2 separate regions of the Homo sapiens genome follow, and region 1 is linked to region 2. The links are chromatin loops, found by intact Hi-C in ENCODE. Cell type or tissue: Calu3. All regions are shown on one strand.

Region 1 (8,000 bases), 160 kb after region 2:
AGTCACATAATTGCCATTGCTGCATCCAAGGCTCCTGGAACCAGACTGCCCAGGTTCGGATCATGAATCTGTCACTGAATAGTCTCACGAGAGCTTGGGCTCCTTACCGAACTCCCCCAATGCCTCTGATGCTTCACCTCTAAAATAATGCCTTTCCTTGCAGGGCTGTCTTGAAAGTCAGATATGTTAATATAAAAACTGATGTCCTCAGCCTGGGCAACGTAGTGAGACCCCATCTCTACAAAAAATTTAAAAATCTGCCGGGCATGGTGGCGCATGCCTGTGGTCCCAGCTACTTGAGAGGCTAAGGTGGGAGGATCACTTGAGCCTGGGAGATCAAGGCTGCAGTGAGCTGTGATTACCCCACTGCACTCCAGTCTGGGCGACAGAATGAGACCCTGTTTCAAAAAACAAACAAAAAAAGTCCTTAGAACAGTACAGAACAGTACAGTTAGTTATTAATAGGATGATGGTGTTGGTGCTAATTGTCCTCCTGTCCTGGCGTGGGAGAAGAAGTCCGTGGACAAGGCTTACTTGGAACAGGAGCTCTGGTTGGTGTTTTACGATTTCTCTGTGGTCCCTGGGAAGAAGGACCTTCCCCAGCTCCTCCTCCCACACCCCAAAGTCAGAGCTGGTGGAAACAGGAAGGGGTGTCGAGAGCTGGGGCTGGCCCTACCCACCCGCAAGGACTTTTGTTCGGCTTCTCCTAGGGTGACCTTGGACCCCTGGGCACTCCTGGGGAGCAGGGCCTCATTGGGCAACGGGTAAGTTGAAGCAATTTATTCTTCCTGAAAGCCCCCAGGGTGTGTGGGTGCCGCAGGGGAAGAGACCGGCTTTTCTCAATCTCCCTAAGCCTCAGTTTCCTCAGTTACAGAAATAGACTATGAATGTCTACAGCCTCGCCCAGTCTCTCTTGGTAGGCCAGCATTTCCACAGTGTAGAGAAAGGCATTTTGTGGTCTGTAGTCCCAGCTACTCGGGGGGCTGAGGCAGGAGAATCGCTTGGACCCAGGAGTTGGAGGTTGTGGTGAGCCAAGATCATGCCACTGCACTCCAGCCCGGGTGACAGAGGAAGACTCCATCTCAAAAAAAAAAAAAAAAAAAAAAGAAGAAGAAGGATGTTGAGGTTCAGTCGAGTCTCGGCAGTAAAGAGAATGATGAGCACGCATCCTATGCCCACTGTGTGTCGAGCACTTTTCTCGAGGCACAAGGAGCACAGCAGTGAGTAACGGAGGCCTGTCTCTGGAGCTTGCATTCCAGCGGGTTGATAAGTGATACCTGCCATGGGTACAAGAGGAGCATGGACCACCCAACTGGCACATCGTTGCCATCCTGCACCTGACGGCCCCTGAGGCCCTTTCCAGCTCAGACTCTGAACAGCGATGAATTCTAAAAGCAGAGAGAGACCCAAACTTAATTTGATGGCCATTTCAAGAACTGTTGTCCAGGGGCGTCTCTAGAGCTGGAAGGGCAAGCCTGGTTGAGGTTCAGCCAGGGACTCTGTTCTTGCTGTCATTCCCGAGCTTGCTGGGAAGAAAAGTCGAAAGACTGGCCTCCCTTTCCTCATCTGAGAAGTAGGATTCCACCAAGGAGTTCCATGCAGGCTTACTCCAGCTCCAGTAATAGTATCTCACATGGTTGCCAGGTATGGGGCGCTTACACCATGCCTTACAGCAACCCTTGAAGAAGGTGGTGTCAGCCCCATTTTTCAGATAAAAAAACAGATGCCAATGAGACCTAAGTAGTTTGCTTGCGGTCAAACAGCCAGTGAATGAGAAACCAAGAAGTAGCATTGACGTCTGGCTGATGTCAAAGCCTGTCTTTAACTACTAGGCCACTCTGCAGCCCAGCCAACCAGCCTAGAGATGATGTTCAGGACAAATCCATGACAAGCACCTTCTAAATTCGTGACCTCATGTAGCCCCCACCCCACGTCACCCTGCAGAGGGAGCTGTCGGTAGCTTGGGGGTCTGCTCCCCTTTTCTGGAGAGCTGAGGGTGGGCACCTCAACCTTCCTGTTCATTTGCTAACTCAGCCCCTGGCTACCATGCACCCACTGTGTGCCAGGGCCCCCAGGGTCCCACTGCCTGGAGATCCATGGGTCAGGGTCCTGCCCCAGGGAGGGGGAAGAGAGGAAAAGCACACCGGGGCCTCCTCCCCAGTAACATCTCCTCCTCTTTCTCCATCACCTTTTCCAGGGAGAGCCAGGCCTTGAGGGTGACAGTGGCCCCATGGGACCTGATGGGCTGAAGGTAAGTGCCCTTTTAGGGCAGGGCCTGGGGACCCCGGCAGGGCATTGCTTTCCCATCCAAGACCTAAGTCTCCTCCCAGAAACACTGTGTTCCCATAGAGATCTGAGATGACAGCTCCAGCTCCCATTGACAGCAGCTTGGGGAAGGGTCAGCAGTGTCCAGCAGCCACCTCCCACCCTGCCCTCTGCACTACCTGCTCAGGTGGGACCAGGGCCATCACCACCTTCCAGTCTTTCCTGCTACCCTTCTTAAAATATCAGCTTCTCTTGGCTAAGGGTGATTCCTGAGCACCGGCACTACGCCAGGCCCAGAGCCAGAGTCTTTGGTCTCTGTTATCTTCCAAATATTCTAGAAGGTCAGGAAAATAATAATTACCACCAATGACTTATAAGCCACAATTTAGGGAGGACTAGTCACACACATACCAGGTACAACGCTAAGCCCTTTACCAGCTGGATCCATAGGACAACGGAAGTTCTGTCTTTAGATGAGGAAACTGAGACTCAGAGTGGTGAAGCAACTTGCCCAAGGACACACCGCTAGCAACTGGCACATCCAGGACCCAAATCTGGGCCCGTTTGGCTCCAAAGCCTCTGCTCACTCTGCTGTACCATGCACCCATTCTAAAGGCGAAGAGGCTGAGGCTCAGAGGAAGGCATAGATACATTCAGGACCTATGGCTATGAGTGAGGATCCAAAATTCAAACCCACGGCTCACAGGTGCCAAAGCCTGCTGGCCCAACTTGACCCTGCTGCTCCCTGAGAGACTCCTGTCAGCCACAAATGTCAGGACTCTGAAGAGACACCTTAGCTCACCTGAATTGCAGGTGGGCAGGCGGGCACCTCCCTCTGACTCTCCAGACCCATCTCCAGGCCAGTCCCTGGCCTCCGTCTTGGGCCCCGCTCTGACCCCACAGGTGGGCTTTCCCCGAGGCTGGCCGGTCACCCTGTGCAAGTCAGCTCCCCAGCCCAGGTTCCTAAGGGCCATGCCCTCTCGCCCACCTACTCTCCAGGTGACCTCAGAGAAGCAGACCCCTTCTCTGAACCTCAGTTTCCCCATCCACAGGCTTCCGCCCACCCTCGTTACCCCCTCCCCACAGTCTCCCAGGGTGCCTTGGCGACCGGCCCCTGCTGACTCCTCACATTTTCTTGCAAGAGCGAGAGCACCCCCTGTCTGTCATCTGCCTGACTCCTCTCCCCCAACCCTGCTGCATCCAAGCGTACAGCCGAGTCCCAAGACCCGGAGCATTTGACAGCTGCTCCACACCCTTTGCCAGTGCCTGCTACACTGGGTGGTGATGCTGATGAAGGTCATGGCTAAAATGCTTTGGGCACTTGCCATGTGCCCAGTGCCACCCACCCAAAGGGCTTTATGTGAATTAACCCATTTAATAATTAATGTTCCCAGCAACTCTCCCAAGCTTGATACATTACCATCCTCACTAGACGGATGAGGAAACTGAGGCACGAAGCAGCAGCCTTCTCACTCCACTCTGGGCGGCCACCTTTCTTCTTGGAAAGTCCACTGAGGTGGGCGGGAGGGGGTCTTCCAGCCTGGGTGCCTCATGCAGTCTTCTGCCTCCACCTTGCATGGCTTTTTGGCCCTGACTTCATCCTCTTCCCCTCCCTTCAAAGCCAATTCTACCTGAGTCCTTGTGCTCAAATGCACAGCATCTTCCCTGGTCTTTACATGAATCCCAGGAGAGACCCATTTTCTTAAGGTGTTTGTCCAGGAATCACCCCTCATGGTGAAAACTGCGTCTCGAATATGCACAGCACTTCATAGTTTATAGAGTGCTTTTACACCCGTTATCTCTTCGCTGATGTCCAGCTGACAGTGATGATGGTGGTGGTGACCAATAATAGTTAGCTTTTATCCAGCATTCACATGCCAGACACACTGCTAAGCTATTTACATGGTTTATCTCTTTCAATCCTTGCAGTAATCCTTTGATCCTGATTTTACAAACGAGGAAACTTGCCCAGGGTCACACAACTATTCAGTAGCGGTAGCAAGATTTGAACTTAGGCAGCATAACCCGAGGGTTGAGGGAGGCATCGTCCCCTGAGCAGAGAATCTTGGAATTAGAAGGAGCCAGAACCCCAGGTTCACACAGCACTGACTCACTCGGTGGTATTAGGGAGTCTCCACCTGTCTGCACTTCAGTTGTCCCATCTGTAACTGAAGAGGGTTAAGGAAGGTGACTTGCAAGGCTCCTCTGAGCACTGGCAGATGTCTGAGGATTTGGGGCATCTCTAGGAACCCCCAGAGACTGTTCTGCATGAGATTCACAAGGACGCCCACCCCAGGGGTCCAGTTAGCCCCTGGAGTGTGGTCTTAGGCAGAGCCCAGGTGAGGGCCCTTTGTTGAAAACCCGACTAGCCACCTGGAACAGGCTGTCTGCCTCTGAGAGGAGAACAGGTGGCCAGGACGACAAGCCAGAAATGGAATCCCAGAGCCAGAGGAGTCTGCAGGAGAGTTATTCAGGCCAGCCCCCTGTCTTCATGCCAGGCTGTGCTTAGAAGCTGAGGCTCCCAGCAGGAAGGGATCCGGGCACAACTTTGTGCCCAGATCTGCTCTACATTGGCCCACGCCTCAGCTCGGAGTCTTCTGCCTTTATCTGTGCCATCTCTGGACCGCTCCATTGGAAAATCTTCCCAACTGAACTAGAAACTGCCCCAGCAACTCCCTCACACCCACCTCCTGCCCCAGAGCTCAGGCCTCAGCAGGCCCAGCTTGAAGCAATGAGCAATCATGAGTTGCTTTCTTGAGCCTCTCTTCTAGGCAGGGCCAAGCCCCAGGCTCCAGCTTCATGCCCTCTGCTTCCTGTGCTCTCTCTCCTCTGGATGCACACCAGTTTATCAGTGTCCCTCGTAAACCTTGGCACTGGGGGACAGAACTGGTAAAGACACACTATGCTTTTCCAAGCCTGCTCTTCTCGCCCATCCCTTCCTGATGGACGCCGCCCCTCAGCAGCCATGCCCGTGCTGCACTCCACACCTGCTCTGCTCACGGTGATGAGGGTGACAGCCCACGCCCCATCCTGGAATCCTGCATGCCCCATCCTGGAACCCCACCTGCCCCCAATCTCTCTCAGAGTACGCAAAGATTACCGTGATGAGATAAGGCAAGCTTAGAGTGACACTGATTGCTTCAAAACCATAAAAAGCCCATGCCAGCCTGGTGCAGTGGCTCACACCTGTAATCCCAGCACTTTGGAAGGCCAAAGTGAGTGGATCATCTGAGGTCAGGAGTTCGAGACCAGCCTAGCCAACATGGTGAAACCCTGTCTCTACTAAAAATACAAAAATTAGCCAGGCATGGTGGCGCGTGCCTGCAGTCCCAGCTAGTTGGGAGGCGGGGGCACTTGAACCTGGGAGGTGGAGGTTGCAGTGAGTTGAGATCATGCCACTGCACTCCAGCCTGGGCAACAGAATGAGATCCGTCTAAAAAAAAAAAAAAAAAGCCCATGCCAAGGGTTGCCTTTCCAAGGAAATAACCTCAGGTGCCCCAAAGGTCCGAAGCCCCAAGAAGACCTTGGTTACAGCCCTATCACTGTAAAGAGGATACGCTCAGGATCCTGCTTCAAAGTCCAGCTCCACCGCTAGCCAGTTGTGGGCCTCTGGGCCAGACCACTTGATTTAGCTCTGCCTCAGTTTCCTCTTCTGTAAAATGGGACTAAAAGCGGACCAGCCTTAGAAAGCTTTTGTGGGGATTAAGTCAGTTAATAGATGTTAAAGGACTCAGACTATGGTCCTGACATGGTTAGTGCTATATAAATGTTAGCTCCATCCACTCCCCAGAGAAAGTATTCTGCAGCCAATAAGAATGATCGCCATGCAGAGCCCAGAGCGATAGGAGGGCACGTTCACCATAGAGCAAAGCAGTAACTATAACAAACAAAGATGGAGACCAGCAGTCCAGTGGGATTGTGCCTTTAGAGCTTAGTTTACTGCTGTCCGATTCATTGCCTTGGGAGAGTTGCTTCACTGCCCTGAGCCTGGTACATACCATCCAAACTGTTACCTACCATTTATTATTATTATTATTATTCACTGTGTTTTTGTCATCGAGGATTGAAAATACAACTCAGAAAAATGGAAAGAGTGGTTCTGAGAAGGAGAATTGGGTGAATTTTCTTTCTTGATGAAAATTTCTTTCAGCTAGTTGCAGCAGCTCATACCTGTAATCCCAGCACTTTGGGAAGCTGAGGTGGGAGAATTGCTTGAGCCCAGCAGTTGGAGACCAGCCTGGTCAATGGTCTCCAACTGCTGGGCTCAAGCTCTCTTGTAGCAAGACCCCATTTCTACAAAAAAAGAAATTTTTTTTCAATTAGCTGGGCATGGTGGCATGTGCCTGTAGTCCCAGCTACTTGGGAGGCTGAGGCAGGAGGATTGCTTGAGCCCAGGAGGTCGAGGCTGCGGTGACCTATAATTGCGCCTCTGCACTCCAGCCTGGGAGAGAGTGAGACTCTGTCTAAAAAATAAAAAAAAAAAATCTGCTTCATAAGACTCTTGTTCTCCCAATGTGTCTAAGTTGGAGAGAAATTGCCCTTGTCTCCTGTGAACTCCATGGGGTGGGTGCAGTCAGGACCCCGGCTTATCTCTGAGTCACTCTGCCCTTCGCAGCCCAGGCCCAGGCAGGGACACATGGGAGCCTCTACGTCTGGGATGCATCCTTGTGCAAGCTTAGAGCTACACTGGGCTTGGCAGCCGAGTCACAGCACCCTGCCTTTTTGGCTGCAGAGGGAACTATCGAGAATCTAGGGACCAGTTGGCTGTGGATGCCTGAATGGAGCCCTGAGATTTGGGGCCTCTGATGCACTTGGCAACTAACTTATTCTCTCTCTCTCTCCCCTCTTCATGCCCTGCCACCCAGGGGGACAGGGGAGACCCAGGGCCTGATGGAGAACATGGCGAGAAAGGCCAGGAAGGGCTGATGGGTGAGGACGGGCCCCCCGGCCCCCCTGGCGTCACTGGTGTCCGGGTGAGTGTGCAGGCCCCTTGCAGCGCCTGGAGCTCTGGGGTACCCTGAACTCTCATGCCTGTGCAGGCGGCTGGGCGGGAGGGCTTTTGGTCGTGCCACTGAAGGATCTTCTGCTGTGGTCCTTTCTCCACCTGGCAGTTTGCCAGAGAACCAATCTGCTCAATGCTCCATGGCTCTGGAGAACAACCTCGGTTACTCATCCTCCTGGCTGCCCTGCCCTGTGCAAACCTGGTCCCTGCCGACCTCATCTCATCCATCCCCCATATCCAGACACACTAAACTTTTTTCAGTTTCTTGGACAAGCTGTGGCCCTTACCCCTGGGCCTTTGCATGTGCTCTGTCTAGGACACTCTCCCTTCTTCACTCCCCTGTCACCTGCTTAAGTTCTATTTGGCCTTCAGGTATCACCATAGACATCACCTGCTCCAAAAAGCCATTCCTGCCCCCAGGCTGGGCCATGAGCCCTCAGGGACATGCATAACCTTCAGTGTATGTCTTGGCTCCATGAAGACCAAGACCTTTTCTGGCCTTCATTTACGTCTTTAACAGTGCCTTGGCCAGGTGCGGTGGCTCACGCCTGTAATCCCAGCACTTTGGGCAGCCAAGGCGGGTGGATCACTTGAGGTCAGGAGTTGGAGACCAGCCTGGCCAACATGGTGAAACCCCGTCTCTACTAAAAATGTAAAATTAGTCAGGCATGGTGGCGCATGCCTATAGTCTCAGTTACTCAGGAGGCTGAGGCAGGAGAATCACTTGAACCTG
Region 2 (8,000 bases):
GTAACTAAAGAACAACAGGTAAAAATTTAGTAAAAATATAGAAGATTTGAACAACACTGTTACCCAACTTGATCTAAATGACATAGACAAAATACTATACCCAATAATTGCAGAATACACGTTCAAATGCACATGAAACATTTTCCAAAATAGATGTTGGGCTGTAAAGCCAGCCTCAACAATTTCGAGTGATCGAAATAATATTGAGTATGTTCTCTGACCATAGAGGAATCAACCTAGAATCAGTGAGGGAAAGGTAACTAGAAAATCCGCCCCCCTCCCCCGCTGCCAAATAATTGGAAATCCAACAAAAATACTTCTAAATGACCTCTGGATCAAAGAATAAATCATGATGGTTATTAGAAAATATTTTGAAATTAACAATAAGGGAAGTAAACTATGTAGTTAAGCAACGCTGAGAAGAAATGCATAAGCTCTGCTTATATTAGAAAAGAAAAAAAAGATTGAAAAATCAGTCACTGAAGTTTCCATCTTAGAAAACCAGAAAAAGAATAGCACATTACACCTAAACAAAGAGGGAAAGAAATTATGCAGCTAATAGCAGAAATGAATGAAACCCATAGCTGACATACAATAGCCAAAACTTGTTTCTTTGATGAGATCAATAACTTGTATAAATGCTTAACAAACTAAGAAAGAAAATAAAAAGAGAAAATGCCAAGTACAAATATCAGAAATAAAAAAGGGACTTTCCTACCGATCCTACAGATATTAAAAGAATAATAAGAGGATATTATGAGTAACTTTATGTCAATAAACCTGAACTTGACCATGTTTGTGAATTCATGAACAAATCACTTAAAAATCTCAATCTCCTAAAATGCATAAGAGAAAAGAGTAGGATATCTGAATCGTTTTATATCTGTTAAACAAGTTGAATTTGTAATTAAAAACCTCCCCGCAAAGGAAACACTTAGCATGGATGGCTTCACCGGGGAATCTTCCAAACACTTAAGGAAGTAATGAAATGAATCTTAGACAAAATGTCATCAACAGAGCCAGAGGGAGAATTTCCAAATTCATTTTTAAAAAAATGAGGCCAGCCTAACCCTGATATCTGATCCTTACAATGACATAATAAGAAAAGAAAACTGCCGGCCATTAGTTCTCCTGAGCACAATTGTTAAGATTCCAAATAATTACTGGCCAATCATTTCAGCAATACAGAAAATGCGTAATACATGTGGATTTAGTCCAGTAACTCAAAAGTTGCTTGAACATTTGAAAGTCAATCAGTGTAATTCAACACATTGATAGAATAAAGGAGAAAATCAAATGGTCATCTCAATAAATACAGAAAAGACATTTGGTAAAATTTAACACTTGCTTATGATAAAAATAAAAGCTTTCAACAAACTAGAAATACGATGGAAATTTATTAATTGAATAAAGGTTCTTTACCAAAAAAAGCTTACAGGTAACATCATATTTAATAATAAAAATAACTTCCTCTTCTCTTACCATCATCCTAGTACAGTAAGGCAGCAATGTATGTAGAAACTGGAAAGAAAGAATTAAGTTAATAAGACTGTCATTTTTCACAGCATACATACATACACAGATGTATAGGTATATAGAAAATTCTTAAGAATCTCCAAAGTCTCTGATACAATGTCAATATGCATATATTATATATTACTTGCTAATTACATATAAAATACACAATTGGAAATTAAAATTTTAACATTTAGAGCAGCATCAAAAAACACAATGTCTTAGAGATAAATTTAATAAAAGGCATTTGAAATAAAATGTGAAAATAGCAAAACATTGCTGTTATTTAGGAAGACCTGAATAAAAGGAGATAATTACTATGTTTATGAATTAGAAGATAGAGTATTGTGAAGATGTTACTTTTCTGCAACTGACATATGTAGATTCAATGCAGTCCCAATCAATATCCCAGCAGGAACTTTTAAAAATGAAAATTGACAAGCTGATTCTAAAATTTATATGAAAATGCGAAAGACTACAATAGCCAAGATAATAATGGAGAAGAGCAAAGTTGGAGGACTTATACTACCAGATACCAAGACTTAATGTAAAGCTACAATAATCAAGACAGTGTGGTATTGGTGCAAAGACCAGCAAATGGAACAGAACAGCCTCCAGCAACGCATCCATCCATATGCATCACTTGATTTATGACAAAGGAAGCGCTGCCCTCAGTTGTGAGAATATTGTTCTTTTCAATCAATTGGGCTGGATTAATTGGATATCCATTTAGGGAAAGAAAAAAATCCTTGATTTCATACCTTACATCATTCACAATATTAATTTAAAATTAATGATGGATCTACATTTAGAAGAAAATCTAGATAATATCTTCCTGACATTGACAGTAGACAAAAGTTTCCTAAACAAGTCACAAAAAAGCACTAAACATAAAAACTATTGATGTATTGGACCACATTGAAATGAAAAACTGTTCATCAGAAGATTGCATTTAAGAGGTAAAAAAGCAAACCAGACTGGGAAAAGTTATTTGCAATACACATATCTGACAAAGGACTTCTATCCAGAATATATACAGAGCTTCTACAAGCCAGTAAGAAAAAGACTAACAACTCAACTTAAAACTGACCAAAAGATTTGAACTGGCATTTTGCAAAATATGATATCCAAATATTTAATAAACATATGAAAATTGCCCAACATAATTAGTCACCAGGGAAATTAAATGAAAACCATAGTGAGATACAAGTACACACATACCAGAATGAAATGAATACAATTAAAAAGACAGGCAGTACTGTTTGTGAACCATTTTCAGAAAACAATTTTGCAGTATCTACTAAAGCTAAACAAATCCCTATCCCATGATCTAGCAATTCCACTTAGGTCTCTGCCTAAGAGAAATGAGTTCAAATATCCAACAAAAGACATATATGAGACTGGGCATGGTGCTTCTCATCTGTAATCCCGGCACTTTTGGTGGCTGAGGCAGGAGGATCACTTGAGCCAGGAGTTCAAGACCAGCCTGGGCAACACGGTGAAACCCCATCTCTACAAAAATTACAAAAATTAGCTGGGTGAGGAGGCTGAAGTGGGAAGACCACTTGAGCCCAGACGTTGAGGCTGCCGTGAACCGAGATGGTACCACCGCACTCCAGCCTAGGCAACAGAGTGAGATCCAGTCTAAAAAAAGAAAAAAGAAAAGAAAAAAAGACATATATGAGACTGTTCATAGTAGCTGTTTAGCCACCTCCTTCATCACCACCACCACTGTTTCTACTTCCATCATCCTCATCATTACCACCACTATCACCATAACGCCATCACCACCATTACCAAAACTCAACCATCACCACCAATACCTATGTAACCAGCAGACGCCATAGTCATTTGGTCACTGCAACCACTGTCACCAGCATCATCAAAATCTCTACCGTGACCACCACCATCATCACTATTACCACGCTTCCATCCTTCGGAGTCTGGGCTTATTCATTCCAGGAAACTAAAGCTGTTAAACTGGGCTCCCAGCCAGCGGCACCCCCATTGACCACGGTGCTCCCTGTTCCCACAGCTAGGGCTGAGTTCCTCTGTGTACCCCCTCTCCTCTTCACCCTGTTTTTGTCTGCAGACTGCATTCCTTCCTCAGGAGCAGTAAGTCTCCACTTCTCCTGACGCGATTGAGGATAGGACAGATGGAAGGCCTGCAGGGACCTTAGCAGCCGGCTGGGCCCCGCAGGGCGCATACCCAGCCCTCGCTAGAGGGCAGCAGAGCACCATGCCCCTGCGACCCGGGTTCATCACAAAGGAAGCTTTGTGGAGTGCAGGCCTGCGCTTTGCAGCTCGCTCCTGAGCCAGTGCCCAGCCCCAGGAGGGGCTGACCAGCTGATGCGTGGTGAGAGACGAGCAGGCCCTCAAGATGCACTCTCCGAGAGAGTGAAGAAAGCAACACGAGTAATCAGGGGGCCCTCCCACCAACCCCCTGCCCCCCGGTCCATCCTCTTCAATCCACTCTCCTCCAGTTAGCCCAGCCATCCTTCCCTGGAAAAACCCTGCCCTGGCTTACTCTCGGGCCTCTGAAGAGTGTCTGAGCTCCCAGCTTGGGACTCGAGGCCATTTGGGCTCTTGCTCCTGCTGATCCCTCCGGCTGTGGTCTCCACCACCCTGCACCCCTACCTCCCGCGCTCCAGTCCCCAAAGCTTTGCTTCCATCCTCTGCTTGTGCCGGTGGTTCTCCCTCTTTCAGGAGTGCTGTCTTCCACTGGGTGGACTCGTCCTGCAAGCTTTCCCTAGAACGCCTTCCCTGCCACCCCCTACCCGCCAGGACAGGTCAGAGCCCGCCTCTGAGTCCCCACAGTCTCCCGGGCTCCCCTCCGTTGCAGCACTGATCACACTGGGCTTCTCTCTTCCTGTCTGCTGGGCAGCAGAGACTGTGGATGCTTCATCCCTGAGGTCTATGAGCCAGCGCAGGGCCCAGCACACACTGGGAGCTTAGCAAACATGGGTGGAAGGAAAGAAAGGAGCCAGGAAGGAGGCAGGGGTGCTGGTGAGAGGCCTGCTGGGCGCTTCTCTGTGTCCTTCCTCAGCCTCCATCTCTCTTCCCTCCCTTCCTCTGGGGGCTAACAAAAAACACTCAACTCCATGATGCGAGGATTCATTTAGGGACTCATTTGTCATGGAGATCATCAGCTCCTGTCACAAAGCTGCTCTCAAATGCACCCAGAAACAGGGTGACATTCTTCTCGCTTGGGCCAAGCTGGCCTCTCAGACCAAACTGTCCGATGCAAATCTAGAATCCCCAGAGGGTGGAGGCCAGGCTCTACTAGGCCCAGGTGAGCCCCCGTGTCGCTGCTCTCTGCTCTTTCCAGCACCCCAGCAGCACATTACACAGGAGGGCTTATGGCCATTTTTCAGCTAGAGACTGAAGTCTTGGTGGGAAGAGGCAGAGCCCAGTCTGGGGCTCACCCTGCAAGGCAGCGTGGCACAGTACTGAGGTGGAGCGGAGATGAGAAAGAAGGTCTGTGAGGAAGGAGGTTCTTCTTATATCACATGACAATCATCTATCATTGCTCCACTTGTACCCCACGCAGAGGAAAAGCCAGATGGGTCCAGGGCCTGTTGTGAAATTTTTGCCAACAGAGCTTGCTGTCCATCTATAATTAAAACATGAGTGGAGGCCATAGGACTCATTACATTTCCCAAAATTCTCCATGCAGAGATCATTGAATTCACTTCTGTCTGGCTCACTACTGCATTTTACAGATGGGAAAACGAAAGGAGGCCAGTACAGGCTGGGGCAGCAGTTGCATTCGTGGGAGAGCCGAGACTCTAGGGAGAGATGGAGAGCCATAGAAACCCATTGGTGCCCCTGGGCCACCACTCTTTCCTCTAACTGCCTGCCCCCGCCACCCCCACCCCAGAGGATACTAAAGTCAGGCTTTCCACTAGACGAGGAGCTTTTTTTTTTTTTTCCTTTCTTTCTTTCTTTTTCTTGAGACAAAGTCTCACTCTATTGCCTAGGCTAGAGTGCAATGGCGTGATTTTGGCTCACTACAACCTCCGCCTCTTGGGTTCAAGTGATTCTTCTGCCTCAGCCTCCCAAGTAGCTGGGATTACAGGCATCCACCACCATGCCCGGCTAATTTTTTGTACTTTTAGTAGAAACAGTGTTTCATCATGTTGGTCAGGCTGGTCTTGAACTCCTGACCTCAGGTAATCCACTCGCCTCAGCCTCTTAAAGTGCTGGGATTACAGGCATGAGCCAATGAGCTTTTTGAGCGTGAGGATCACATCCCAATGCCCAGAACAGGGCCTGATGCAGAGCCGCATCCTCTAAATGTCTGTTTGGTGATGGGATGATGGTCCAACAAGAGGAAATGAAACATCCTAAAGCCTGGTTTTGTCTTTTAGTAAAGACAAGCCTCTATGGATGGTTGGGAAATCAAAAGACTCCAGGGTTGTTGAAACTCCCTGTCATTTCCAGGATCTAGCTCTTCTTCTAGGAATATACATAGCTTTCCCCTGAGTCAATGTCTGCCTACCATTCGCCCGGGAATGACTTACCTATGAACTGGATATTTTCCTCTAAAAATGGTAAGTCACTATGTAAAAATGTCAAGGGCCATTAAAGTCCATCTCTTGCACAATGATGCCTTCATGTATCTGGAACCTTCTGGGTCAGAGGATGGGAATTAATATTTATTGAACAATGGGCACTTCTTTACTTCATTTTAACTAATAGTCAAAGTCTGGGCCTGACACCATGATTGTCCTCATTTTACAGATGAGGAAACGGGCTCAGAGATGTTCAGTAACTTGCCCTAAGTCCAGAACCACTTTGGGCAGGTAGGCAAGTGGCAGAGCGGGGATCTTTCTCTTGCCAGTCCCTAGCTTCCATCCTCTCCTTTCTGCAGCCTGCTTCCTTGATCTGTTTTGCAAAGCTGAACTTCTTGGATAACTGAAGTTGAACTTTTAAATAGACAACTTGCCTTAGTTTAACCATCTCTGTTGAAACATGTTTCCATACCATCTTGCACACTGCCCTGCCTTCTTCACTGGGAGACCCTGAGTGATGCTTTAAGCCAGTGGATCTCTACCCTGGTGTCAGAATCACCTGGATACCCTAGCCCCAGCCACAGAGAGTCTCATTAATTGAGGTGGGGTAGGGGCATGTGCATTTTTTAACCACTCCAGGTGATTCCCTTCTTTCTTTCTTTCTTTCCTTTCTTTCTTTCTTTCTTTCCTTCTTTCTTTCTTTCCTTCCTTCTTCCTTCCTTTTTCTTTCTTTCTGTCTCTTTCTTTTTCTTTCTCTCTCTCTCTCTTTCTTTCTTTCTTTCTCTCTCTCTCTCTCTTTCTTGCTTTCTTTTTTGACAGAGTCTTGCCCTGTTGCCCAGGCTGGAGTGCAGTTACACAATTGCGGCTCACTGCAACCTCCACCTCCCAGGTTCAAGCGATTCTTCTGCCTCAGCCTCCTGAGTAGCCGGAACCACAGGTGCGTGCCACCACGCCCAGCTAATTTTTGTAGTTTTTAGTAGAGACGGGGTTTCGCCATGTTGTCCAGGCTGATCTTGAACTCCTGACCTCATGATCCACCCGCCTCGGCCTCCCAAAGTGCTGGGATTACAGGTGTGAGCCACCACAGCCAGCTTCTTTCTTTCTTTCTTTCTTTCTTTCTTTCTTTCTTTCTTTCTTTCGTCTCTCTGTCTCTCTTTCTTTCTTTTTTGTTTCCTTTCTCTCTTTCTCTCTCCCTTTCTTTCTTTTTGACAGAGTCTCACTCTGTTGCCCAGGCTAGAGTGCAATGGCACAATCTTGGCTCACTGCAACCTCTGCCTCTTGGGTTCAAGTGATTCTCCTGCCTCAGCCTCCCAAGTAGCTGGGATTACAGGCATGCATCACCATGCCCGGCTAAATTTTTGTATTTTTAGTAGGGATAGGGTTTCATCATGTTGGTCAGGCTGGTCTTGAACTCCTGACCTCAGGTGATCCACTGGCCTCAGCCTCTTAAAGTGCTGGGATTACAGGTGAGAGCCAATGAGCTTTTTGAGTGTGAGGATCACATCCCAATGCCCAGAACACTGTGCTAGGATTACAGGTGTGAGCCGCCACGCCCAGCCCACTCCAGGTGACTCTAATGCACAGCCAGGATTGACAACCTTGGCTTTTCGCTTTTCTTGATGTCCAAAGTCATTAACCCAGCATATGTATTGGGATAGCTTCTGATAGAGTAATTTCCTGGGTCCTGTGGGCATTTTTTTTTTTTTTTGAGATAGGGTCTCGGTCTTATGCCCAGGCTAAAGTGCAGTGGTGCAATCATGGCGTACTACAGCCTCAACCTCCTGGGCTCAAGTGATTCTCCCACCTCAGCCTCCCAAGTATCTGGGACTACAGGCGTGTGCCACCATGCCCAGCTAATTTTTGTATTTTTTGTAGAAACAGGGTTTTGCTGTCTTGCCCAGGCCAGTCTGCAACTCCTGGGCTCAAGTGATCCACCCACCTTGGCCCCCCAAAGTACTGGGATTACAGGCA

What was found. Peaks named below come from ENCODE experiments on the same cell type or tissue, not always from the same donor. Only the 100,000 strongest peaks of a DNase experiment are listed, where the experiment ranks them.
Region 1: it touches region 2 in a loop (4-fold over the local background); 48 of 110 quality-filtered maps call a loop at or near these places.

Annotation. Positions count from the first base shown.
Region 1 is chr9:114,268,531-114,276,530 of GRCh38, forward strand. COL27A1 (collagen type XXVII alpha 1 chain) reads left to right here. Exons shown (of 61, transcript NM_032888.4): 35 at 711-764; 36 at 2,198-2,251; 37 at 7,131-7,238. Among named protein-coding and RNA genes, the nearest start is that of ORM1, 51 kb to the right of the region's middle. RefSeq lists an enhancer at 2,705-2,874. In Calu3, no CTCF peak of the experiment used is centred here; a DNase peak (open chromatin) is centred at 3,421.
Region 2 is chr9:114,104,375-114,112,374 of GRCh38, forward strand. No RefSeq gene overlaps it. Among named protein-coding and RNA genes, the nearest start is that of KIF12, 9.1 kb to the left of the region's middle. RefSeq lists a silencer at 3,665-3,754. In Calu3, a CTCF peak has its summit at 3,731 (motif pointing right); a DNase peak (open chromatin) is centred at 3,747.